Regions from separate parts of the Homo sapiens genome. Here all the other regions are linked to region 1. The links are chromatin loops, found by intact Hi-C in ENCODE. Cell type or tissue: Calu3. All regions are shown on one strand.

What was found. Hi-C counts contacts between places; a loop is a spot of excess contacts. Peaks named below come from ENCODE experiments on the same cell type or tissue, not always from the same donor. Only the 100,000 strongest peaks of a DNase experiment are listed, where the experiment ranks them.
Region 2: it touches region 1 in a loop (10-fold over the local background); 16 of 110 quality-filtered maps call a loop at or near these places.
Region 3: it touches region 1 in a loop (18-fold over the local background); 17 of 110 quality-filtered maps call a loop at or near these places.
Region 4: it touches region 1 in a loop (10-fold over the local background); 30 of 110 quality-filtered maps call a loop at or near these places.
Region 5: a loop joins it to region 1, with 15 times the contacts of the local background. A loop is called at or near these places in 77 of 110 quality-filtered maps.

Annotation. Positions count from the first base shown.
Region 1 is chrX:68,194,835-68,199,834 of GRCh38, forward strand. It overlaps OPHN1 (oligophrenin 1), which reads right to left. Exons shown (of 25, transcript NM_002547.3): 12 at 2,352-2,430. Among named protein-coding and RNA genes, the nearest start is that of OPHN1, 240 kb to the right of the region's middle. In Calu3, no CTCF peak of the experiment used is centred here; a DNase peak (open chromatin) is centred at 2,307.
Region 2 is chrX:68,488,045-68,493,044 of GRCh38, forward strand. No RefSeq gene overlaps it. Among named protein-coding and RNA genes, the nearest start is that of YIPF6, 8.5 kb to the right of the region's middle. In Calu3, a CTCF peak has its summit at 2,862; DNase peaks (open chromatin) are centred at 757 and 2,807.
Region 3 is chrX:68,804,886-68,809,885 of GRCh38, forward strand. No RefSeq gene overlaps it. Among named protein-coding and RNA genes, the nearest start is that of EFNB1, 22 kb to the right of the region's middle. In Calu3, a CTCF peak has its summit at 3,109 (motif pointing left); a DNase peak (open chromatin) is centred at 3,145.
Region 4 is chrX:68,708,066-68,713,065 of GRCh38, forward strand. STARD8 (StAR related lipid transfer domain containing 8) reads left to right here. Exons shown (of 15, transcript NM_001142503.3): 3 at 4,849-4,920. Among named protein-coding and RNA genes, the nearest start is that of STARD8, 63 kb to the left of the region's middle. In Calu3, a CTCF peak has its summit at 3,026; a DNase peak (open chromatin) is centred at 3,016.
Region 5 is chrX:68,459,990-68,464,989 of GRCh38, forward strand. No RefSeq gene overlaps it. Among named protein-coding and RNA genes, the nearest start is that of OPHN1, 29 kb to the left of the region's middle. In Calu3, a CTCF peak has its summit at 2,914 (motif pointing left); a DNase peak (open chromatin) is centred at 2,902.

The DNA of each region.
Region 1 (5,000 bases):
GCGTGCACCTGTAATCCCAGCTGTTTGGGAGGTTGAGTCAGGAGAATCTCTTGAACCCAGGAGGTGGAGGCTGCAGTGAGCTGAGATCACACCACTGCACTCCAACCTGGGCAACAGAGCGAGACTCTGTCAAAAAAAAAAGAAAGAAAGAAAGAGAGAGAGAGAAAGAAAGGAAGGAAGGAAGGAAGGAAGGAAGGAAGGAAGGAAGGAAGGAAGGAAGGAAGGAAGGAAGAAAGAAAGAAAATACTTGAACAATCCCTGAAAATTACACTGAATTTCACACAGTTCACCATAGCTACAGTTTTAGCTAATCCATCTTAGATATTTACTTATGTAACACCTGGGGCATTTTTATGATAAAGCAAGAGACCAGGAAAGTGTTTTCCTCATGGCTATGTACCTGTCTAATGGGCATTATAAAATTTAAATGTTCCTAACACCAATCTCCCACCCTCAAAGACTGGTTGATGAATACTTCTCTGTGGAAAGGCAAATGTCCATCTGAAAGAGATCCATGAATACACCAAGATTTGTCTGTGTTGTCTTGGAGTATGTGCTGTGATAGCTATGTGAGAGACCAGAAAGAAGACTGTTGACTCTTGAAGTCTAGTCCTGGCTCTACCTCTACCTCTTAGGAAATTTTGGGCATGCCCTTTCCATTCTCCAGATCTCAAAATTTATATCAGTAAAGTGATCAGGGTTGGAGTAGACATTCCTTCAAGCCCTGATCTTCTTTGACAGTTTAGGCAAAGGCATGGATGAGATTTGTAAGACTAGTGAACTGGAGTGTTTAGTAAAGGAGCAACAACATTAGTAATGTGAGGTTGCAGGAAATGAGCCCTCTATATGCCATCTGTTAAGAGTCTGTTTGAACAGCCTCTCCTTAAAATAAGTTCTGCATATGTGTGTATGCCCACAGATATTTCAGTGGGAGATATTTTTGTGCCAGCCAGCCTTTTCTGCTACTTTTCTAAACAAGGGATTTGTGGAAAAATCTGCCATGATCAAGTTGGTATGGATCCACATTCAGTGGGCCCATGTGCTCACATCATTCTCCACAGAAAGCCATCTGCATCCTTTGATTCTTGAAAACCTAAAGGGAGAGCAAACTTGGGAGAGGGAATTGAAAGATAAATGCCTTGCTGAGCTTCCCAGCATCTGCCTACAGAAATGTCACAAGCATGAAAGAGTTCAGCAGCAGGTTTCTGGAAGGTGACAGAAGGAAGACAGTGCTGGAATATTTTCTGGATGGCAGTCTTCAGAATACCAAGTCTCTCCTGCTACCTTCCAGTTTACTATAAGTGCAATCTGGGATCTAGTTACCCCTCTAAATTCTCCAGGATACTGAGGACACATAGAAAGAAAAACCTAGAATGCATTTTCCCTCCTAGCCAGTTTTTCACTTGAATACAGCAAAGAAATAAGACTGTATCTGAACACTGCTGGATCTTAGGAGTTTTGTATCCCATCATTCAGATCGGCTAGCACATTGTGGTTTACAAGATGACTTCCATCTGTTTTTTCTAAGCAACCCTGTGAGATAGGTAGAAAGAAATTATTAAAGCCCTTTTACTGAGGAGAAGAAAACTGAATCTCAGAGAGGTGAAATGATTTGCCCAGAGTCACATAGCCATTTAATGGCAGAACTAGTACCTATATCCAAGCTTTTGGAATTCCAACACCAGGAAGCTGATATTATTTAATATGCCACTAAGAAACCAGAATGTTTTTCAATTATTTCCAACTGTTTCTATTGGTCGCTTGATGATAATCAGTAACCCTTTCAAGGGATTGCTTGTCCTCCTGCATAACCGTGTTCTAAATGGAACGGTACATCTTGTGATACAGGATGGCAATGCCATCTCCGCTACCAGCTGTACCCTCAAAGAGAATAAGCTGAGTTGGTGGTATAAGGGTGAGGCAGAAAAATCATTCTGAATAAATGTTTAATAAGTGCTTATTTATAACTATGGCAATTATTTTTCATATTAACACATATTAATTAATTAACACATATTGATTTTATAACCTGAAAAATGGCTTCATTCTTTCTGAAGAAAAGCTCATGGGCATAGCTACATAGTCTAACACTAGAGCAGGGAGCTGAGAGATCTGCATTCTAAGCCCGGTTTTGGTGTCTTCTCTGAGGGTGGTCTCAGAAAAGTCCCTCAACCTTTCTGGAACTCCAGTTGCCTTACCTGCTAAGAGATGTGGAAACAATTCCTTACAGCTCTAAAACTGAGACTAAACAATCCATTACCATTTAATTGTCTGAGACCCACTGATACCACTAGAGGGCACTCATACACTGGCATATGCTGGGGAGGTTTCCCCAGTGTCAGGTAACTTACAGGTTCTTTCCCATCCATGGCTTCCATCCATAGCCTTCTGTTAGCTTCTGAAAGGGCCTGCAGAGTGATGGTTCCTGGCCTGAGGGGGAAAAAAATGGTAAGTATAAAGCAGAAAATTCAACTGAGAGAATGGAGTCTTGTGATCTAGGGTCCCTCTCTGCCCTGGAGTTTGTCACACTGAACAAGCATAGGCTTACAGAATACTAATTTTTCAAAATCTCTTTTACTCAAGAAAACAATAGGCAATTTACAGAACAGTAACTTTGGGAACCATGGAGGCGGGGGTGGTATCTTGGTGGCCTTGTGCCCAGATCCTGCAAGAAATAGGAAGGTAACTGTCAAGACGCCTCCATAATGCACACTTAAATTGGCCCCATTGTGCTTGAACCAAACAAAGGCTCTCACTGCCTTACTCTGTTGGAAGCCAGCCACTTTGTCTGAGCTCTAGGAATGAGCATGAACATCAGAGGCACATTATCTCTCAGTAAAATGGCTTTGCTTCTTCCAGCACCTGCGATGTCCAAGAAACATTTTGAGTTGCAATAAATTCAACAACATGAGTACTGGCTAAGACACAGGGAGGAGGCGTTTTGGCTAATAAGCAATTTTATGACTAATAAAAACAACTAATATTTACTGAATGCTTACTAGGTGACAAATTTTGTTCCAAGTAAACTATGTATATTAACTCAGTTAATATATATAATAAGGCAGTTACAGTAATCATCTCTATTTCACAGAAGGGGAAACTGAGGCACAGAGTAATTATCCAAGGTCATATAGCAGGGAACTACTAGAGACAGGAATTAAATCCAGAAAGTCTGGTCCAGCAGCCATATTCTTCATTACTACAATATAAGGCCTCTTCTGCCTGGCACACGGCTTCGAACCCTGTTTTATTCTATTTATTTGCAGGCTACCTGCTGTGGTCTGAATATTCCCCAAAATTCATAGGTTGAAAGTTAACTACCAATGTGATGATATTAAGAAATGGGACCTTTAGGAGGTGAGTTAGTCATAAGGGTAGAACCTCATGAATGGGATTAGGGCCCTTTTACAAAAACTTGAAAGAGTAGGTTCATTCCCTTCCATCTCTTCTGACATATGAGGACACGGTGTTGGTGCTCTCTGGAGGGCACTGCAACAAGATGCCATCTTGGAAACAGAGACCAGGCCCTCACCAGACACTGAAACTGCTTGGACTTCCAGCTTCTAGAAATGTGACAAATGAATTTCTGTTGTTTATACATTACTGAGTCTCAGGTATTTTGTCATAACATCACAAATGGACTAAGACACTACTAACTACCCAGAGATATCCCAAGCTGTTATGCTCTTTATGGTCTTTTTAGATCTTTGTGACTCATCTGGAATTTTGAGATTAACCATACTTTATGCAAGGTATAAAGTCTCCTTGCATTCTCCTGGCTTGCTGAGCCATTAGGAAAACATTGTTCCTTCCACAAATTCTGTGATAAGATGAGACCTCTCCTAGAGTCATAGAATGATAAAAGCAATGCCAAGAGAGTTCAGCCACCCTGGATAAGTAACTAGGCCTTTCTAGACCTCAGTTTCTTTATCTGAAAGGGTTCTGGAACACAGGAGCTGGGAGGTCCTTTCCATTACTGATATCACAGGAATCCTGTTCTACCTGCTGGAATCATGGGGTTCCTGTCCTACCTTCTCTTACTTCATTAAAGCACCTCTTAATGACAGTCTTGTGGTTACTGGCAACAATATATACTTCCACAGCCATCTTGAATGGGGTCATCCATTGTTAACACAAAAATGATACAGATTCACAAACCAAAATTCAAATAACATCACCTCCCTCATGTGACTGTGGTGACGACTAAAGGAAATTATACGCTTAAATGGCTGATAACAGTGCCTGTCACAAAGGAGGTACTTGGCAAATGTTAGCAATTGTTTTTATTATTATTACAATTATTGTTGTTGCTGTTATTAAAACATTTCAAGCTCTGCCTTGCTATGAGCCTGTCATTTTAAATACTGCTAAGAGCCTAAATTTAGAACCAGGTGCAGTGACTCACACCTGTAATATGAGCACTTTGGGAGGCTGGCACAGGAGAATCACTGCAAGCCAGGAGTTGAAGACCAGCCTGGGCAACATAGCAAGGTCCCATAGCTATAAAAAATAAAAAATTAGCCAGATATGGTGGTGCACACCTGTCAGTCCCAGCTACTCAGGAGGCTCACGCAAGAGGATCACTTGAACCTGTGCCACTGCAAACCAACCTGGGCAACAGAGTAAGACCCTCTCTCTAAAAAATTAAAAGTTAAAAAAATAAAAAATCTTATCCTCTCTTCCTGACATAGAAAAAGTGGCTCCAAGAGCCCTTTGCTCTGTGCTCCAGGGAATGTGAGTACAGCTGCCTGATGCCTGCTAGGAAGCCTGACTCTGTTCCTTATATCAGACTGACTAGCCAGAAAAGCAGATGTCATGTCACTCAAAAGACTCCACATGCAGAGAGGGGCCTCAGCACCTGTTCATTATTATATTTAACGCTCTACTTTGCAGCTTGTTTCTTCTGCTTATAATAGACAATATAAAAAATTAAAAACAGCATGGAGCCAGGCATAGTGGCTCACGCCTATAATCCCAGCACTCTGGGAGGCCGAGGCAGG
Region 2 (5,000 bases), 290 kb after region 1:
CATCTACTCATCCTAAGGGACTGCATGCAGTGTGTTAGGAACTCAGTGGCCTCTGCTGCCCTTGGTCATGCCCACTCATAGGATTCTCTGTTCCCAATCTTACTAGAGAGGAAGCTTTAAAATGATTCCCGTGTGGTTCATCTTTCCTTCCTTTTTTTTCCTTTTCCTTTTTCTTTTCTTTTTTATTTCTTTCTCTTTCTCTTTTTTCTTTTCTTTCTTGCTTTTTTTCTTTTCTTTTCTTTCTTTCTTTCTTTTTTTCTTTCTTTCTTTCTTGAGTTGCTCTGTTGCTCAGGCTGGAGGGCAGTGGACTCACTGCAGCCTCAACCTCCTGGGCTCAAGCAATCCTCCTGCCTCAGACCCCCAAGTAGCTGGGACTGCAGGCACCTGCCACCAGGCCTGGCTAATTTTTGTATTTTTTTTATGGATATGGGGTTTTGCCATGTTGCCCAGGCTGGTCTCGAACTCTTGGCTCAAGTGAGCTGCCTGTCTCAGCCTCCCAAAGTGCTGAGATTACAGGCATGAGCCACTGCACCTGTGGAATTTGTATGCTTATTCACTACATCAAAAACACCTCGTGTGGTGTTTCTTATATTAAAGTTTACCTCAAACTTTAACATGGGAAGCATGGGAAGTATTGAGTTGCTGTTGCCTACTCCTAAGGGTATCCTTTCCTTGCTATTCTTCCTCTTTCCTTGTCAGGTTCGTCCTTCTCAAGAAAGCGATGGGGGAGGGGTGGAAAGTAGGAGTGTGTAGTACAACAGACACACTGCTCTTTGCACTGTGTGTCATTTTAATGGCAACCTAACTGCGTAGGTTTTGTTTGCTTTTCAGAAGTGCACTTTTTAGATGAACTCATTCAGAACAAACATTGACCATACATTCGTCCACAGTGGCCCCATGTTCACCTTTTTTTCAGTTACAAAAAGGGAAGGCATTGCTGCCAAGAAGCAAGGTAGTGAAGGACCAGAAAAAAAGGCAGAAGGAACAACAGAAAACAGCAGGGGAAGGAACACCTCCTGTTGGCTAGCTACATACGCTCACCACTCAGTTTATCCAAGTTCCATTTCATTCCTCGGCTTCCCTCAGCCCCTTGGCCTGACTTTGCTGACAGAATAGTTTTATGTCACCTTCCAACTGCCTGACCCCAAGGCTTTCCATCTCAATTCATGGGCCTTGCTTTCTCCAATCCATCACTAGCAGTGTGGGTTGATTTTGTCTTACTCAAAAACGAAAACATTCTGGCCAGGTGCAGTGGTTCACACCTGTAATCCCAGCACTTTTGGAGGCCGAGGCAGGAGGATAACTTGAGGTCAGTAGTTCAAGACCAGCCTGGCCAACATGGTGATACCCCATCTCTGCTAAAAATACAAAAATTAGCTGGGCTTGGTGGCACGCGCCTGTAATCCCAGCTACTCAGTAGGCTGCCGCATGAGAATCACCTGAACCTGGGAGGCGGCGGTCGCAGTGAGCTGAGATAGCACCACTGCGCTCCAGCCTGGGCGACAGAGAGAGCCTCTATCTCAAAAAACACACACAAAAAAACAAAAACAAAACAAAAAAACCCCACATTCTAACAACAGACACAGAACACTTAACTTCATATTTTTATATAACTATGTGTTCTCAATTTTTACAACAAATGTAATTTTTTTAGTTTAAAATTTTATTTATTTTTAAATATTTTTATGTAAGAAAAAGTAAAAGTTCTTGTCCTACCATCTTTGTGTGGTATCTGTCTGTCTGTCTCTCACACAGGTCACTCAAGTTAATGGGAAAGAACAGGAGGCCAAATTCTGAAGTTATAAATAATAGAAAATAAAAGATCTTCTGTCTTCAGTGAGGGAATAGATGAGAGTATGGAAGGGCAAAATCGGGTGGGGAGGGGCAGCAGACATGTGTTTCTTATTTTTTTAATATTTATTTATTTATTTATTGAGATAGAGTCTTGCTCTGTTACCCGGGCTGGAGTGCAGTGGCTCGATCTCGGCTAATTGCAACCTCTGGCTCCTGAGTTTAAGCAATTCTCCTGCCTCAGCCTCCTGAGTAGCTGGGATTACAGGCACACACAACCATGTCTGGCTAATTTTTGTATTTTTAGTAGAGATGGGGTTTCCCCATGTTGGCCAAGTTGGTCTTGAAATCCTGACGTCAGATGATCCGCCCACGTCAGCCTCCCAAAGTGCTGGGATTATAGGCATGAGCCACCACACCTGGCCAAACATGTGTTTCTATTGTAAATATTAATAGCTAACATTTAACTCAGTCCTCACAACTCTATTAGGCAGCTATTGTTATCTCCATTTTACCGATGATGAAACTGAGGCATGGAGAGATTTAGTAACTTGTCCAAAATGACATGATTTACTAATGATGGAGTTTAGTTTCAAACCTACATAGTCTGGTTCCAGAGTTTGTGTGCTTATTCACTACATCAAGCTGCCTCTTTGAAAATGTAAAGATAAAAAGTAAAGAAAAATGAAAGTAAAATTGCTTCCTTGACACTCCTACTACCACCACTATTTTTCAGATAACTGTCGCCTTGCGTTTAGAGTAGGCATCAAATACCTTTCAAGCCCTGCCTTGTATTCTTTCCATCTACCACTATGTAGGCAGGTTCAACCTGACAGTACTTGCCTACACTGTGTTTTATCTCACAGAAGTCCACAGGCTTCTTCTTGCCTGTGGGAAACTGTTCTAATATTCTGAAGCATGCACAAGTCTGGAGGTGAAAGGGAATTAACACTGCACATAGTGACTCCTGACCAATGGGATACAGGAGCTGTAGAGAGACTCCTACTCTTCTGTCCCTCCAGTGGACAACTGTGAATTGCATTCTACATGGCTCCTCAGTGGGATTGACCCCCAGGTGCCCAGCTGGAAATATATTCTTTTAATGACTTTCCTTCCTTTTCTGCTTCAGACTTTCATGTTCTGCACTCCTGTTACATGGGATGACTTCCCAATATCAACACCAACATGAAAGTCCTTGTCTCAGGCTCTGCCTTCTGGAGGAAATCCAGGAATAGACAGACAACTGCAGCAATAAGATACATTTTGCTTTATTGTTGGCATTTTACTTTCTCATGTATTTTCTCTTTCAAGCCCCCAAAAATTCCTTTGAATTAAGTTAGTACTGATATATTCCCATTTTTTAAAAATAGAGACAGAGTCTCAGCTCACTGCAACCTCCACCTCCTGGGTTCAAGCAATTTTCCTGTCTCAGTCTCCTGAGTAGCTGGGATTACAGGCGCCTGGCACCACGCCTGGCTGATTTTTGTATTTTTAGTAGAGACGGGGTTTTACCATGTTGGCCAAGCCATGTTGGCCTGACCTCAAGTGATCCACCCGCCTCAGCCTCCCAAAGTGGTGGGATTATAGGCGTGAGCCACCTCGCCCGGCCTGATATATCCTTCCCTGCCCCCCAACCTTTTTTTTTTTTTTTGAGACGGAGTCTCACTCTGTTGCCCCAGGTTAGAGTGCAGTGGCACAATCTTGGCTCACCACAACCTCTGCCTCCCAAGTTCAAGTGATTCTCCTGCCTCAGTCTCCCAAGTAGTTGGGATTACAGGTGCCTGCCACCAAGCCTGGCTCATTTATTTTTATTTTTTGTATTTTTACTAGAGACAGGGTTTCGCTATGTTGGCCAGGCAGGTCTCAAACTCCAGACCTCAAGTGATCCGCCCACCTTGGCCTCCCCAAATGCTGAGATTACAGGTGTGAGCCACCGTGCCCAGCCTATATCCCCATTTTTAATGAAGAGATTCATATTGCTTTTTACAATATATGTGATGACTGGTTTTTTTTTTACATTTTTAATTTAATTTAATTTTTTTTGAGACAGAGTCTTGCTCTGTCACTCAGGCTGGAGTACAGTGCCATGATCTCAGCTCACTGCAACCTCTGCCTCCTGGGTTCAAATGATTCTCATGCCTCACCCTCCCAAGTAGCTGGGACTACAGGCATGCACCACCACACCTGGCTAATTTTTGTATTTTTAGTAGAGATGGGATTTCACCTTGTTGGCCAGGCTGATGTCAAACTCCTGGCCTCAAGTGATCTGCCTGCCTTGGCCTCCCAAATTGCTGGTATGAGTGAGCCACCATTCCTGTCCTTCTTTTTGTTTCTTTTTCTTTTCTTTTCTTTTCTTCTTAATTCACAGAACGTGAAAAGGGCATCCTTAGCACTTGGACTTTTGTTCTCATCTTTTTCTTCTTTTGGTGGCAAGATGGTTGTTGCATTCTTGCATCTCCAGATATCATGTCTATATTCAGGACAAGAAGATTGAGAGGAGTAAGCCATGCAAGCTGAGTGTGTGTCCTCTATTTAATAAAATAATTGCTTTCTCAGAAACCTGCCCATGTACAGGTCTGTTAAAGAATAAGGGGGACATGGATATTGGTAGGAAAATTCAATTCTTGTGTGTTCATTAGTCCTTCTATTTACATAATATTTATTACATAAATAGTATTTTTATAAGCTGCTTTTCTTTTTTAATGTACCACTCACATATATCTTAGTCCATTTAGTGTTGTTATAACAGAATACCCGAGACCAGGTAGTTTATAAAGAAAAGAGGTTTATTTGGCTCATGATTCTGGTGACTGGAAAGTTCAAGATTGAGCTTCTGCATCAGATGAGGGCCTCAGGCTGCTTCAACTCACTGTGGAAAGCAGAAGGAAAGCCAGTGTGTGTAAAGAGATCACATGACAAAAAAGGAAGCAAGGGTGGGGAGGTGACAGGCTCTTTTTAACAGCCAGCTCTTGTGAGAATTAACAGAGTAATAACTCAAGCGCCCCAAGAGAGGGTATTAATCTACTCATGAGGAATCCACTGCCATGACCCAAACACCTCCCACCAGGTCCTATCTCCCAACATTGTCACATTGGGGATTAAATTTCATTTTTTTTCTTTTCTTTTCTTTTTTTTTTTTTTTTTTTTTTTTTGAGACAGAGTCTCACTGTGTGGCTCATGTGGCTCAGGCCTGTAATCCTAGCATTTTG
Region 3 (5,000 bases), 610 kb after region 1:
ACCCTGTCTCAAAAAAAGGTAGGAGATTGGAGTTTAAAACTATTATTGTAGAACTGTCTATTCCTCCTGTCAATTCTGTCAATTTTTGCTTCTTGTATTTATGGACTTTTTGTCGGGTGCATATATGTTCATTTTGCTATATCCTCATGAATATCTGAATAGACCTATAACAAGTAAAGAGATTGAATCAGTAATTAAATATCTCCCAACAAACAAAAGCTTGGGACCAAATGGCTTCACTAAAATAATTAACACCAATTCTTCTCAAAACCTTCCAAAAAATGGAGGATAAAGGAACACTTTCTAACTAATTTAATTATGTCAGTATTACTCTGATACTAAAGTCAGACAAAAATATCACGTTAAAAAAACAGATAAATAACACTTGTGAATATAGATGAAAAATATTCAACACATTAACAGTAAGCTAAATTCAACAGCATATTAAAAGCTTTATACATGTTACCAAGGGTGATTTATCCCAGGAATGCAAGTATCTTTCAATGTACAAAAACCAACCAATGTAATATACCGTATTAACAGAATGAAGGGGAAAAATCCACATTCTAATCTCAACTTATGTTGAAAAATAATTTGACAAAATTCAACACCCTTTCAAAACTTACTAGAAAGCTACAGTATTTACAACAGTCTGGTCCTGGCCTAAGGATAGATACATTGATGATTGGAATCAAATTTAAAGTCCAGAAATAAACCCAAATGTCTATGGTCAACTAATTTTTGACAAAGGTGTCAACACTACTCAACAGGGAAGAAAGATCTTTTCAACAAATGATGCTGGGGCAGCTAGATATCTACATGCAAAAGAATGAAGTTGGACCCTTACCTCAAACCGAATACAAAAATTAACTAAAAATGGATCAAATACCTAAATATAAGAGTGAAGATTATTTTTTAAAACTCTCAGAAGAAAACACAGAAGTAAATTTTTATGACTGGATTTGGCAATGTTTTTTTAGATGTGACACTAAAAGCACAAGCAGTAAAATAAAAAATAGATTAATAGAATTTCATCAAAATTAAAAACTGTTGTGCATCAAGGAATACTATCAAGAGAGTAAAAAGACATTCCACACAGTGGGAGAAAATACTTGTGAATCATGTGCCTGTAAGGGTCTATCTGGACTATATGAAGAACTCTTACAACTCAAGAGAAAGACAAACAACCCAATTTAAAAATGGACAAAGCACTTGAATAGACATTTCTCCAAATAAGACATACAAATGGTCAACATGTACATTAAAAATTTGTCAGTGTCACTAATCATTATGGGAATGCAAATCAAAGCTAAAGAGCTTATTTCACTTCCACTAGATTGGGCATAATTTAAAAAATAGAAAATGATAGGTGAAGAAATTGAGACCTGTGTACATTGCTGGTGTAAATGTAAAATGGTACACACACTGTGAAAAACAATTTGGTGACTACTCAATATATTAAACAGAAAATTACCATATGACCAAGCAATCCTACTCCTACATATATACTCTAAAGAATTAAAAAGAAATGTTCAAATAAAAATTTGTAAACGAATGTTTATAGCAGCACTATTCACAGTAGCCAAAAGGTGGAAACAGCTCAAATGTCTGTCAATGGATAAACAAAATGTGGCATATCCATAAAATATAATATTTTTTAGTCACAAAATGAAATGAAGTACTGATACTTGCTACAACATGGATGAACTTTGAAACAAGGCAGGCGCAAAAGACCACATATCATATCATTTCATTTATATGAGGTACCCAGGATAGATAAATCCACAGACAGAAAGTAGAGGGGCTGCCAGGGGTTGGAGGGAGAGGGGAATGTTACAAGTTTTCCATTAGGAAGATTAAAATGTTCTGGAGCTAGATAGTGGTGATGGTTGAACAAAACTATGAATGGACTAGTTGCCAATGAATTGTACATGTTAACAATGGTTAAAATGGTAAATTTATGTTATGTGTATTTTGTCCTAATTTAAAAAAAAAAGAAAAGAAAGGAAAGCTCCAGGAAAACAAAAAGCTGTCTAAAAAAGGCTAAGAAAGGGAAATGGTTGCATCATAAACTACTTGGATATGAAGGAAACACAATGTACATAGCCACCATAATGCCATTATTGCTTGTTTTCAACTTTTAAAATCAACATGCAGAGAAGCCACGGAAGACTTAATTAGGCTTATGGAAATGTCATCAATCTTGACAATGTGAAATTAAAAGTATACGTGATGAAAGATGGGATGTAGAAAGGAAGAGAGGAGCTGAAGAGGAAAGCAGGGCCACTAATATTCTTATCTTACAGAACGGGGAATCAAGAGATATTGTCTACAGTTGATAAAGCAAGAAATATAGATGCAAGCAATTGTCTAAAGCTACACAGAAAAGCAAGGAAGGAACTAAAGATAAGGTGTATATGGAGAAGACAGGAGTAGGAGAGGTTGTGTCTTAAACTGATAGATTAAGAAATAGCAGCTTATGTATAGTATTAGAGATAAATGAAGGAACTAATTACCAGGAGAAACAGCTAAAAGACGAGCGGGTCTGGCATGGGAAAAGATGGGGCAAAGGACTGTTGATTGTTATAATAAAAACTTCTACTCTTTGATTTTTAATCATATACATGTATTCGTTTGATTTCAAAAATACACATTAAATCCTGTAGCTCTAACCATATCCACTCCTAGCCTTAAATCCTTCTAAAGCTCTCCAGTGATACAGGTTAACTTTTGAACTTTTTTATGTAATTCAAAGCCCTTTGAAATCTGGCCCCAGATTCAAAGAGTAAATACATGAAGAAAATGACAACTTTAGACTATGATAAGTGTTATGACGAAAATAAAACAAGAAATGACCTAAATAATGATTAGAGTTGGGGGAGTGGCAATGTTAGCCTGGATGATTGGAGAAGGTTCCTGAGGAGGTGGCAATTGAACTGAGACCTGAATGAGGAGATATGAATAGCTTTCTATATCTCCCACAATGCCTTGCATACGTTATGTGGTACACACTATATATTTGCTGGTTGGCTGAGCATGGAGTCTCAGGGACAGAAGGTTCCTTAAAGGTTTTCTAATCCAGGTCCAAGCCTACATAGGTTTAATTTCCCAACAGTAGGACACTGCCCTCAAGTGGTACAATCGGCCTCAAGGTCGCCAAAGTTTCCCACTGGAGGAGGTCCTCAAGACTCCCTTATGGATAGCTGCAGAACTAGCATTTTCTAGGCACCTGCTGTGTGCCTGAAACTTTTATACCCAGTATCTTACTTAACCCTTATCTGGTGGTACTATTATCATTCCCATCTGAAAGATAAGGCAAACTCAGAGAGTTTATGTAACTTACCTAAGGCCAAGCTGCCAGCAAGAGTGTAGTGAATTGTCTGACTACAAAGCTGGTGCCTCTTCCTACCATTCTTTGCTCCCTTAATTCTGAAGTTTAAACTACCCTGTTCAGGCTTTAGAAGTTCTTTGAGATTCCCAACCTCAGAACTGCCTTGGTTTCCTTGGGCCTTTCTCACTGGAGATATCAGCTCAGCCTATTCCACCTAGTGACCCTATAGAGATGTGAGGTTCCACTGTCTTTATTTTTCATGATTATAACATGAGGACTGAGATATTGTGTGACCCAAAATGCCCCTGGTTGGACATTCCCATACCTCACTCAGGCTTCCTTCGCCAAATTTGGACTCGCTCTTATTTCGTGTGTGTGTGTGTGTGTGTGTGTGTGTGTGTGTGTGTGTGTGCACGCGCCTGGTCTCCAGGCAAAAAGGTCATTTCAATCCCCTGCATTGTGACCTTTTCTCTTCCCCATCTATCACCGAATCTGCTGGGCCTGTTCCACCTCCCGTTTTATCTCTCCTGTGGGCCAACGCAAGGGATTTACTCTTTCATATCCCAGAGAAGATCCTGCAGATCTCCTATACTTCCTCCCTCTCTCTGCCTCCTTCACAGTCACAGGGCCTGAGCCTGCTGCCAAGAGGTAGAAACAAGAGAGCAGGGGCTTGGGCCTCTCTGGGATTCTTTGGGGCAGCCTGTTGTGAGAGGCGCATGCCCTCGTGTGTTCACATCATGTAAATTCAGGCTAAAATTAGAGGCCTTTGGCCTTGATGTTGGACCCTTCTCCATGACCTGGCCAAGGAACCTAGCTTTTGCCTCTGCCTGTGCCATCGTCTCTCTGGCATTTGAATCAACCTAGGTCTTGGGAACTTTATCTCAGTCTCACTCCAAAAGTAACTCCTTTTGGTCTGGCCATTCTCTCTCTCTCTCTCTCTTTTATTCTCTCTCTCTCTTTTTCTCTCTCTCTCTCTCTTTCTCTCTCTCTCTCTCTCTCTCTCCTGTAACTATGAAACAATGATAATAGCCACTCTTTGTCATACATGTCAGGAGATTTATATGCATTAGCTCATTCAATCTGCACAACACCCTGGTAGGTAAGTGTTACTTTCTTGGCCTATAGTAGGCACTTAATGAATGAATGAATGATATCTCCCCAATTCATCACAGATCAAACAGAAGCTCAGGGAGAATCACACAGGTAATAAGAGACAGATATAAAATAGAAACACAAGTCAGTTTGACCTCAGAGCCAGGGCTCCCAACAGCTATATTAGGATGCTTCTAACACTACTGAGGCTCCTTAAATCCCAATCCCCAGGTTTATCTGAGGGGAAAACTGAGGGTTGTGGTTAGCTATGCTGGGTTTCAAGTTAGACAGCTAGTAAGGAGGCACCATACCTTCCTAGCTGTGTGAATGTGGGCAAATTACTTAACTTCTCTGTACCACAACTTTTTTGTTGGCAAATGATAGTATTTATAGTAAACAACTCAGAGGGTTGGGCCACTTTAATGAGATAATGTACATAAAGGATTTAGTATGGGGCTTGACACATAGCAATTGCTCTGCCCCTTGCTCTTCACCCCATATCCTCAACCCCTTTCTCCATTCTAGTGAGGCGAATGGTAGCCACCAAAAAGATATGGCCATGTTCTAAATCTTGGAC
Region 4 (5,000 bases), 510 kb after region 1:
CTTAACAAAAATAGCCTTCATTAATGATAACTTTTATATAGCCACTTTCAAAACCAGCAAAAGCCCGATCAAATCTATAAGGTAACCACAGTGGTAGACAGGAAAGTCGTTAGTCTCCACTGTATAAATTTGGAAACCAAAGCTTAGAGAATGACACGAGTTGTCTCAGATGACTTAGTGGCAAGCATGGAAGCTGGCTTGATTAGAAAAAAGCTTTTTTTCCAACTTAGTGATCATCTTTGGGCATTATTGCATCTCCCAGTGAGAAATGTTGCTGCCTCTTTCCTGGGTGCATAAGCCCTATGCTTGAGTGTTTCTCAAGACCAGAAGGCCTGCTTTTTTCCTGGTTGCATCCTTCTCAGCATAGAAAACTGCTCTGTGCTGTCTCTGGGACGTGGCCTGTGTAAATGTAGGTGCAGATACTGTCATTGACCTCAGAAAGCATGTGCTGCTGCTCAGCCTTTCCTTCTTTGATGCTCCCTCCAGGAGACCTGTGGGTTTGGCTCTGAGGCCTGATTGGACTCTGGAGCTTTCTAGTATGCCCTCTCCCCTGACTCTCCCAGCCTGGGTCATCTGGGCCCCTCCCCCAGGGGCTTAAGTCTCAGTGGAATCCAGTTTGTGCCAGCTGACTGCTGTTACTGACCTATCCTGGCACATCACCTAAGCTTTGGCCAGAGCATGCACTGCCTGCAGAATATAGCCTTTAAAACTGCTGGCAGCCATGCCTTGGAATCTGCATATCTGGATACAGAGGTAGGGCAAGGGGCCACAGACATTCCTACCTCACTCACCTCAGCCTGCCCGTTGTCACTCTCCCCACCAGATACATAAGCCCATCCTCAGTCCGGGCCACCTGGGCTTCAGCCCCAGGTGAATCGAGTCTACTGGGGGTGGGGGTGGGGTCGCTCCTGGCCTCAGCCTGGGTAGGCTGAGACGAGTGGGAGGGACAAGGCAGAGCACCTCAGTTCAGCCTTTAATCACCAAGACATATGTCTCTGACTGATCCATCTGGGAGGGAGCCTCGGGGCCTCCCAGCCCTCCATGAGATGGTGTATTGTGGGGAGCCAATGTCCCTGACATCCTGTTTGGTAATAACCCATTACATTCTCTAGATTCCTGTTAAGGAGGGCTGGTGGGGAATTCAGTCTGTAGCCCTACTCCAAACTCCTTTGCTCCTTTGTCTTTGGAGCAATTGCAGCCTCTTTGAAGGCTCCTTACCTCACTTCCCCCAGCCATTTGGCTGCAATTCTGACAGTGGTCTGGGCAAAGCCATTGTCCGGACCCACAGGGGAACGCAGCAGCTGGGCTTCTTTCTCTAATTTCCTCTTTTTCTTTGGGACCCTTCAGAGTCAGAGTTGGGGTGGAACACATTTGTTGAGTGCTTGGTATTATGTGCCAGGGGCTTTTACTTTCTGTAGTATTTTATTTAATGCTCTCAGTAGCTATAAGATGTGGATGCTGGCTGGGTGTGGTGGCTCACACCTGTAATCCTAGCACTTTGGGAGGCTGAGACAGGGAGACAGGAGGATCACTGGAGGCCAGGAGATGGATATCAGCCTGGGCAATATAGTAAGACCCTGTCTCTACAAAAAATAAAAAGAAAATTAACCAGGTGTGGTGTGGTGGATGCTATTGTAGTCCTAGCTACTCAGGAGGCTGAGATGGGAGGATCACACAAACCCAGGAGTTTGAGCCTGCAGTGAGCTGTGATAGCGCCACTGCACTCCAGCTTGGTTGACAGAGTGAAACCCTGTCTCAAAAAGAAAAAAAAAACCCATAAACATGAAAAATAAAATAAAAATAGAAAAAAGATGTGGATGCCATGGCTCCTATTTTACCAAGAAGGAAACAGAAACCTGGAGAGGTTATACAACTCGCCCAAAGTCAAAGAGCTAGTGACTGACAGCATCAGGATTTGAACCCTGGGTTGTGACTCCACTAGACCAGAAGGAGCAGGAAAACAGCCTGGGGGGCTGGGGTTGGTTCCTTTGAGTCTGAGCTCCTTGCTTGGCTGGCATGAGGGCAGGTGGCATAATGCAATGGCAAAGAGCACTGAACATGGAGTGAAAAGATCAGGGTTATAGTCTCAGCTGTGACACTTTACCCTGTATGACCTTGGAAAAGTCTCTTGGGCCTCAGTAGGCCTTATACTGTAACTTTTAAAAAATACCAATGTGGAGAGTCCTACCGCAGATCAATTAAGCCAGCCTTCTGGGGAAGGGGCCCTGGGCACTGGTATTTTTTAAAATAACACTTCCTAGCTGATTCTTATGTGCATCCAGGGGTGAGAATCACTGAGCAATGTGATTTAGACCAAGACTTTTCAAACTTTAATGTGTTTGCCCAAGGGTCTTCTTAAATATAGTGGTTCTGGGTGTGGGGCTTGGGATTCTGCATTTCTAACAAGCTCCCAGGTGATGTTGATGCTGCTAGTCTGGGACTACACTTTGAGTAGCAAGGGGCTACAGGGCTCTAGGTAGTCATGAAAGAACTTGGCATTGACCTGAGTGAGATGGTCCCCTTCTGCCAACCCCCAGCTAGGGCCAATGCCTAGCATCAGGGGAGGGAGGTGCCTCTCCTACCCTCTCCATTAGCCATGAGTAACTGAGGGCTGCAGTGGGATTTTAAGGGTGTGTTCCTGGCATGCAGGCCTACCCTAGAGATTTGCTCCCTTTCCTGGGGTGGCCATACTTGTGACCCTTTAGGGGCCACTGTCTGCTCCTGCGCCTGCCTCTCTGGAAGTCCTAACCTGGTCCATTTTCTGGCACCTCCCTTTTGTCCTAATAACAGGAAAGCAGAGCTGGCTGCCAGGATGCGTGCTAAGATGGGGAAAGGGTCTCATCCCAGGGGCATGACAGGAACAGGGACAGGGAAGTGGCTGTGGCAGCCAGCTCAGCTGTCCTAGCAGCAGAACCATGTTCCTCACAGGCTCCCTGGGCAGCTCCCTTTGGACTGGTCTTACATCACCTAGACTACCACTGGCCTGGAGCACAGGATCCTTTTTCAGGCTTGCATTGCCCCCTGCCAGACAGGTGGAGGTACTGCTAGCAGGGCTCTGTCAGACACTTTCCAGGGACCCCTCAGAGGTCCTGGCGATTCCTAGATCTCTATCTTAGGTTAGGAAGTTGCAGTAACATAAAACATACATGTATGCATGCACACACACACACACACACACACACACGGAGAGAAAGAGACGAGAGAGAGAGAGAGACAGAGAGACAGAGAGAGAAAGAGAGGCAGATGCATGCACAGACTGAGGTGCCTGTGGGTATATACAGGTGCATGGTCCCACAGTGATCCTCATGAGTCATGGACATGAGCAGATTTGGCTACAGCTACATGTAGAGACAGATGCTGTGGTGGGCACTGACCTGTTGCATTCACTCACAGAAATGCAGAGATGTTCATCCTTGCCCTTACCCCCATTTGCCCCCAAAACCTGCAGGGGCTCCAGGGGCTGCAGAGCCCTCTCTTCTTTCCCTCAAATCCTCATCAGTGTGTGACCCTTGAGGAGCCCATTACTTTTTCTGACTGACTTCTGACTTCCCCCACTCTTCCCTCCACTGTCTACTCACCTAGCATCTCTGAAATACTGTTTTGTCCTTCATCTTATCTGTCCCAGCCACTAGGATTTCATCCTGGGTTTCCTTGTGAGTGAGCACTGGGAAGAGAGAGCTCTTCCTGTCTTGGAAAAACCTCACCAGCCTCCTTAGAGTCCTCTGGTCAGGGGGGCCAGGCGAGACTGTGGCCACAGGTGCTGAGGAAATGGAGGATGTGTTGGGGGCAGGACTCCATGGCAGGATCAGCTCTGCTGAAGCCAGCTGACTTCCCCAACCAACCCGGTGATGCCAGGTCCCATGGTCCCAGCCCCATTCATCTTGGCATCACCTGGGTGGGAAGCAAATAACCGCCCAGGCAGGTGCAGGGCTTTGCTGCTGGTATTTGGCCTACCCTGACTAGGAGCGCCTCCTCTGTGGCTTTAGTCCAGCTGCACATCTCTGCTGGTGCTGGCAGGGGTGCTCAGCTCTGTGCCAGAACTCCCAGAGCAGAGGCGACAGGCTGACCTAGCCATGGCCCCCCAAGACCCCGACAGGCCAGTACTGTGTCTTCATGACACTCAGCACTGCACTATGACACAAATAGGCCAAGAGGGCTGGGGCAGTACTGGGAAGCTCCCTGAGGAGGGAGGACTATAATGAGCATGGGGGTGCTGCTGTCAGACTCAGCTGGGATTCCAACCCTGGCACTGCTGCTTTGTCCACTGTGAGACCATAGGCTGAGCCTGTTTGTTTGTCTGTAAAATGGGGATAGCAAAGCCATCACCAGTTATTGTGTGTGTGAAATGAGAGTTGGCTGTCAAAGTGCTGAAGAATGTTAGATGCGATGATGAGAAAGAGAATGATAGGAATGGTTGAACATTTCTACTTCCTGCCTGGGCTAAGGTGGTCTACCCAGGGCCTTGGAAGGGGGTGAGTCCCTCAGAAAGGCTCGGGGGTGGACACAGCTGTGGCTTCTTATCCCAGCAGGCCTCCTTGACCCCAGATGATCCTGGTTCCTGGGCAGGGGGTGGGAGAGTGGGAGGGGTTTGGAACAGGCAGGGAATGAGACTCAAGAAAGCCAGGGCCAGGATGCCCAGACAGTAGGGCTTGGGGAGCAGAGGGCCTCCTGGCTGGCTATGACTTGGAGCAAATGTGCTAGGACCTCTGGCCTTCTCTTGCCATTGCTAGATCACCAGAATGAGACATGTCTGCCTGCTGGGGTTGGGCAGCATGCACCTAGGGCCCTGGTGTCAGCACCCTCCTAACCCCATTTCTTTGCCTGTTTCTTTCCCTTGTTCTGTTTTAGAAGCCGAGGCCAAAAGAGCATGTGAGTGGCTTCAAGCAACAGGATTCCCTCAGTATGTGCAGCTTTTTGAAGGTAAGGCCACTCAACTGTTTACCCTCCCATACTTCCCCTAGCCCTCAGTTTTTCATCTGTTAGATGGGGCAAGTCAGATT
Region 5 (5,000 bases), 270 kb after region 1:
AAAAGGATGATAGAATTAGAGCATCACAATTTTGCAACTCCCTAATAAAATAATGGCTCTGGGCAATGATCATCATTGACTACTAACATCACAGAAAGAGAAACAATAGCACATTATGTTCAAATCTGAATCTGTTTAAGACTAGAATTTACTGCCAGTTTTCAGGAAATGAAGGATGCAAAGGAACATGTTAAACAACATCATAGGAGCACAATTACCAAAATACAGACTGTGGAAATCTCTGGAGGACAGTTTCTTCAATAACAAAAAATGGAGGGCAGGAAAAAAAAGACATGAAGAATTTATAGATTAAAAGGAATTTAAGGTCGGGTGAAATGGCTCTCGCCTGTAATATTAGTACTTTGGGAGGCTGAGTACATTCCGGCGAATGGCTTGATTCCAGGAGTTTCAGACTAGCCTGGGCAACAAGGCAAAACCCCATTTCTACAAAAATACAAAAATTAGCCAGGCATGATGAGGCGTGCCCTGTAGTCCCAGCTACTCAGGAGGCTGAGGAGGGAGGATTGCTTGGGCCCAGGAGGTGGAGGTTGCGGCAAGCTGAGATCTCGCCACTGCACTCCAGCCTGGGAGACAGAGTGAGACACCGTCTCAAAATAAAAAAAAAAGGAACTTAAAAGGCATCAATCAATCATACTGTATGGACCACGATCAATCACACTATATGGACCACTTTTGGATTTTGGATTTTCACTTGAACAAATTGTTAAAAAAAATGAGGCTATTGGAGAAATTTAAACACTAACTCAATGATAGTAAAGATTTATTCTTTATTGGTTAAGATAATGAAGATTGATATTTATTTACTTATTTATTTAGAGATGGAATCTCGCTCTGTCGCCCAGGCTGGAGTGCAGTGGCACGATCTCGGCTCACTGCAACCTCCACCTTCTGAGTTCAAGTGATTCTCCTGCCTCAGCCTCCGAGTAGCTGCAATTACAGGCATGCACGAGCACTCCCGGCTAATTTTTGTATTTTTGGTAGAGACAGGGTTTCACCATGTTGGCTAGGCTGGTCTCAAACTCCTGACCTCAGATGATCCACCTGCCTTGGCCTCCCAAAGTGCTGGGAATACAGGCATGAGCCACAGCCCAGGGCTTATTTATTTTTGACAAAGAGTTGTAGTGTTACCAGTTGAGGGTGTCCTGTCCAGGTTCTTGGCGTTTTGAACAAATAATTGGACAAAAAAGGACAAAGCAAGGAAAGAATGTAACAACGAAAGCAGAGATTTATTGAAACTGAAAGCACACACCACACGGTGGGAGTTGATGGAGCAAGCGGCTCAAGGGCCCGGTTACAGAATTTTCTGGGGTTTAAATACCCTTTAGAGGTTTCCATTGGTTACTTGGTACATGCTCTAAGTAAATGAAGAGGTTAAAGTGAAGTTACAAAGTTATTTACTTAGTGTACACTCTATGTAAATGAAGAGAATGAAGTAAAGTTACAAAGTCATTTACTCGGTGTGTGACCTATGTAAATGAAGAGGATATTTCCTGTCATAGCTGAAGTGTTTCCCTTTGATTTAGTTCTAGGAAGTCCTTAGGTTCCCTGCTTCCAGGCCCTGTTCTCCTGCCTCAGTAGGAGACCAGAATATGCCACAATAAAATATGCCTCTTTGACACAGGATTATTTTGAGTTTATTACTTTCAGAAACTGCAGACCTAGAAGTTCTGAAAACATAATAGTTATCCTTTTGTAAAGGAAATTTAAAGGAAATTTCCATTTATAAGGATCTCTCTCTCTCTTTGCTCCAGTAAGAGAAGGATGACTAAATCACTAGACATTCATCAATGGAGAAGTCAGTGACTTAAATATGCATAACAAATCTTATCCTTCTTTACTGTACTTTTCCTGGGTACCTCACCATAACTGGCCTTGTCTGCACCCTTGTTTCTTTGTTTTAGTGTATGATAATATTTAAGCCAGAATTCAAAGCCACCTCTTTGAAATTTACTATTTCTCTTGGTATCTCTTATGTATACATGAGGTATACATGTTAATAAACCTCCATTTGCTTTTCTCTTATTAATCAGTTTTTTACAGGGGTCCATCCCAATTAAGAACTATGAAGTTTAGAGAGAAAATCGTTTTTCCTCCCCTACGGAGTTCTTGTATAAAAATACATATGGAAATACATATAGATAAAAAGATATGGCATCATCTGTCACAGTCAAGAGGAACCTAAGAAGACATGATGACTAAATGTAATGTGGTATGCTGAATAACTTCTTGGAACATAAAAAGGACATTATGTTAAAACTAAGGAAATCTGAATAAAGTGTGAAATTCAGTTAATAATAATGTCAGAGGCACTCGAACCAGAGTGACTCCATCTTTAATAGGTGCTGGGTAAAATAAGGCTATGACTTACTGGGCCACATTCCTAGGAGGTTAGGCATGCATAGTCACAGGATGAGATAGGAGGTCGTTATGACATGTACGTCATAACGACCTGTACAACATACAGGTCATAATGACCCTGCTGATAAAAAAAGAATGCAAAGGCCGGGCACGGTGGCTCAAGCCTGTAATCCCAGTACTTCGGGAGGCCAAGTTGGGCTGATTGCTTGAGCTCAGGAGTTCGAGACCAGCCTGGAGAACATAGCGAAACCCCATCTCTACTAAAAATACAAAAATTAGCCAGGTATGGTGGCACGAGCTACTTGGGTGGCTGAGGCAAGAGAATCGCTTGAACCCAGGAGGTGGAGGCTGCAGTGAACCCAGATCACGTCACAGCACTTCAGCCTGGGCAACAAAGTGAGATCATGTCTCAAAAAAACAAAACAAAAACAAAACAAAAACACAGTGTGATAAAGAAGCTGTCTGAAACCCACCAAAACCAAGATGGTGATGAAAGTGACCTCTGGTGGTCCTCACTGCTCATTACATGCTAATTATAATGCATTAGCATGGTAAAAGACACTCTCATCAGCGCCATGACAGTTTGCAAACGCCATGGCAACGTCTGGAAATTAACCTATATGGTTTTAAAAGGGGAGGGAACTTCTTCTCCGGAAATTGTCCCCCCTTTCCCGAAACCTCATGAATAATCCATCCCTTGTTTAGCATATAAGCAAGAAATAACTATAGGTATACTCAGTCAAGTAGCCTGCATTGCTGCTCTGCCTATGGAGTAGCCATTCTTTTGTTTCTTTACTTCTCTAATAAACTTGCTTTCACTCTACTCTGTGGACTCTCCCTGAATTCTTTCTTGCCCGAGGTCCAAGGACCCTCTCTTATGGGTCTGGATCGGGACCCCTTTTCCGGAAACAATAATATATGAATACTGACTCACTAATTGTTTAAAAAAAAAAAGTACCATACTAGTGTAATACAATAATAACAGGAAAAACTGGGTTTGCAGTATATGGGAATTCTCTATATTATCTTCTCAATGTTTCTGCAAATCTAAAACTGTTCTAAAATAAAAGTTTATTTTAAAAAAGATACGATATATGGGATTGGTTGAAAATAACCCAGGTCAGACACAGCAGGGAAAATAAATTAAACAAGAGTGGCCATGAATCAATTACTGTTGAAGCTGGTGATGAGTACAAAGAGGCTCATTATACTATTTTCTTTTTTAAAACAGTGCCTTGCTCTGTTGCCCAGGCTGGAGTGCAGTAGTGCCATCTCAGTTCACAGCAGCCTCAACTTCCTGGGCTCAGGCAATCCTCCCACCTCAGCTGGGACAACAGGTATGCTCCAACATGCCTACCTAATGTTTTTAAAAAAATTATTTTTAGTAGTCAAGAGTGGTTGCTCAGGCTAGTCTCCAACTCCTGACCTCAAGCAATACTCCAGTCTTGGCCTCTCAAAATGTTGGGATTACAGGCATAAGCCACCGCTTCTGGCCTATACTATTTCTTTATTTGTTTATGTTAGACATTTTCCATAATAAACATCAAAATAGATATATCCCAGATTTGCAAAAAAGGAAGAAATAGAAATTCTAGAACTAAAAAGTACAATAACTGAAAATAAGAATTCAGTGAAGCTCTTCCTCTTCCACTTCCATTTCCTTTTCCCTTTCCTTCTCATCCTTCCATTTCCCTTTCTACTTTCCCTTTTCTACTCTCCCTTTCCTTTCCCTTTCTTTTTCTTTCTTTCTTCTTTTTATTTATTTATTTATTTGAGATGGAGTTTTGCTCTTGTTGCCCAGGCTGGAGAGCAACAGTGCAATCCTGGCTCACCGCAACCTCCACCTCCTGTGTTCAAGTGATTCTCCTGCCTCAGCCTCCTAAGTAGCTGGGATTACAGGTATGCACCAATACACCCGGCTACTTTTGTATTTTTAGTAGAGATGGGGTTTCTCCATGTTGGTCATGCTGGTCTCAAATGCCCAACCACAGGTGATCTGCCCACCTCGGTCTCCCAAAATGCTGGGATTACAGGCGTGAACCACTGTGCCCGGCCTTCCTTCCCTTTCTTACTTTGCCCTTTTCTTTCTGAATAATTCAGCTCAGAAGACATTAAAAGTGATGAAGAAAAGCAGGTTTCTGAACTAGGCTTAAGGGAAGCTATGGTGGCTCAAAGCAGGGTGTTTCAGCCAGATCAGAGTGAGGAGGGTGGACCGGGTGCAGTAGCTCACACCTGTAATCCCATCACTTTGGGAGGCTGAGGAGGGTGAATCACTTGAGGTCAGGAGTTCAAGACCAGCCTGGCCAACATGGCAAAACCCCATCTTTACTAAAAATACAAAAATTAGCCGGGTGTGGTGGTGGGCGCCTGCAATCCCAGGTACTCGGGAGGCTGAGGCAGATAGAATTACTTGAACCTGGGAGGCGGAGGTTGCAGTGAGCTGACATCATGCCACTGCACTCCAACCTGGGCGACAGACTGAAACTCCATTTCAAAAAGAAAAAAAAAAAAGAAATATGAGAGTGAGGAGGGTGTTTATGTGGAAGCAATTAATGACCTGTCACATAGTGTCAGAGCCCATATGCGATGATGAAATCATCCACGTATATTCCCTAGCTCTG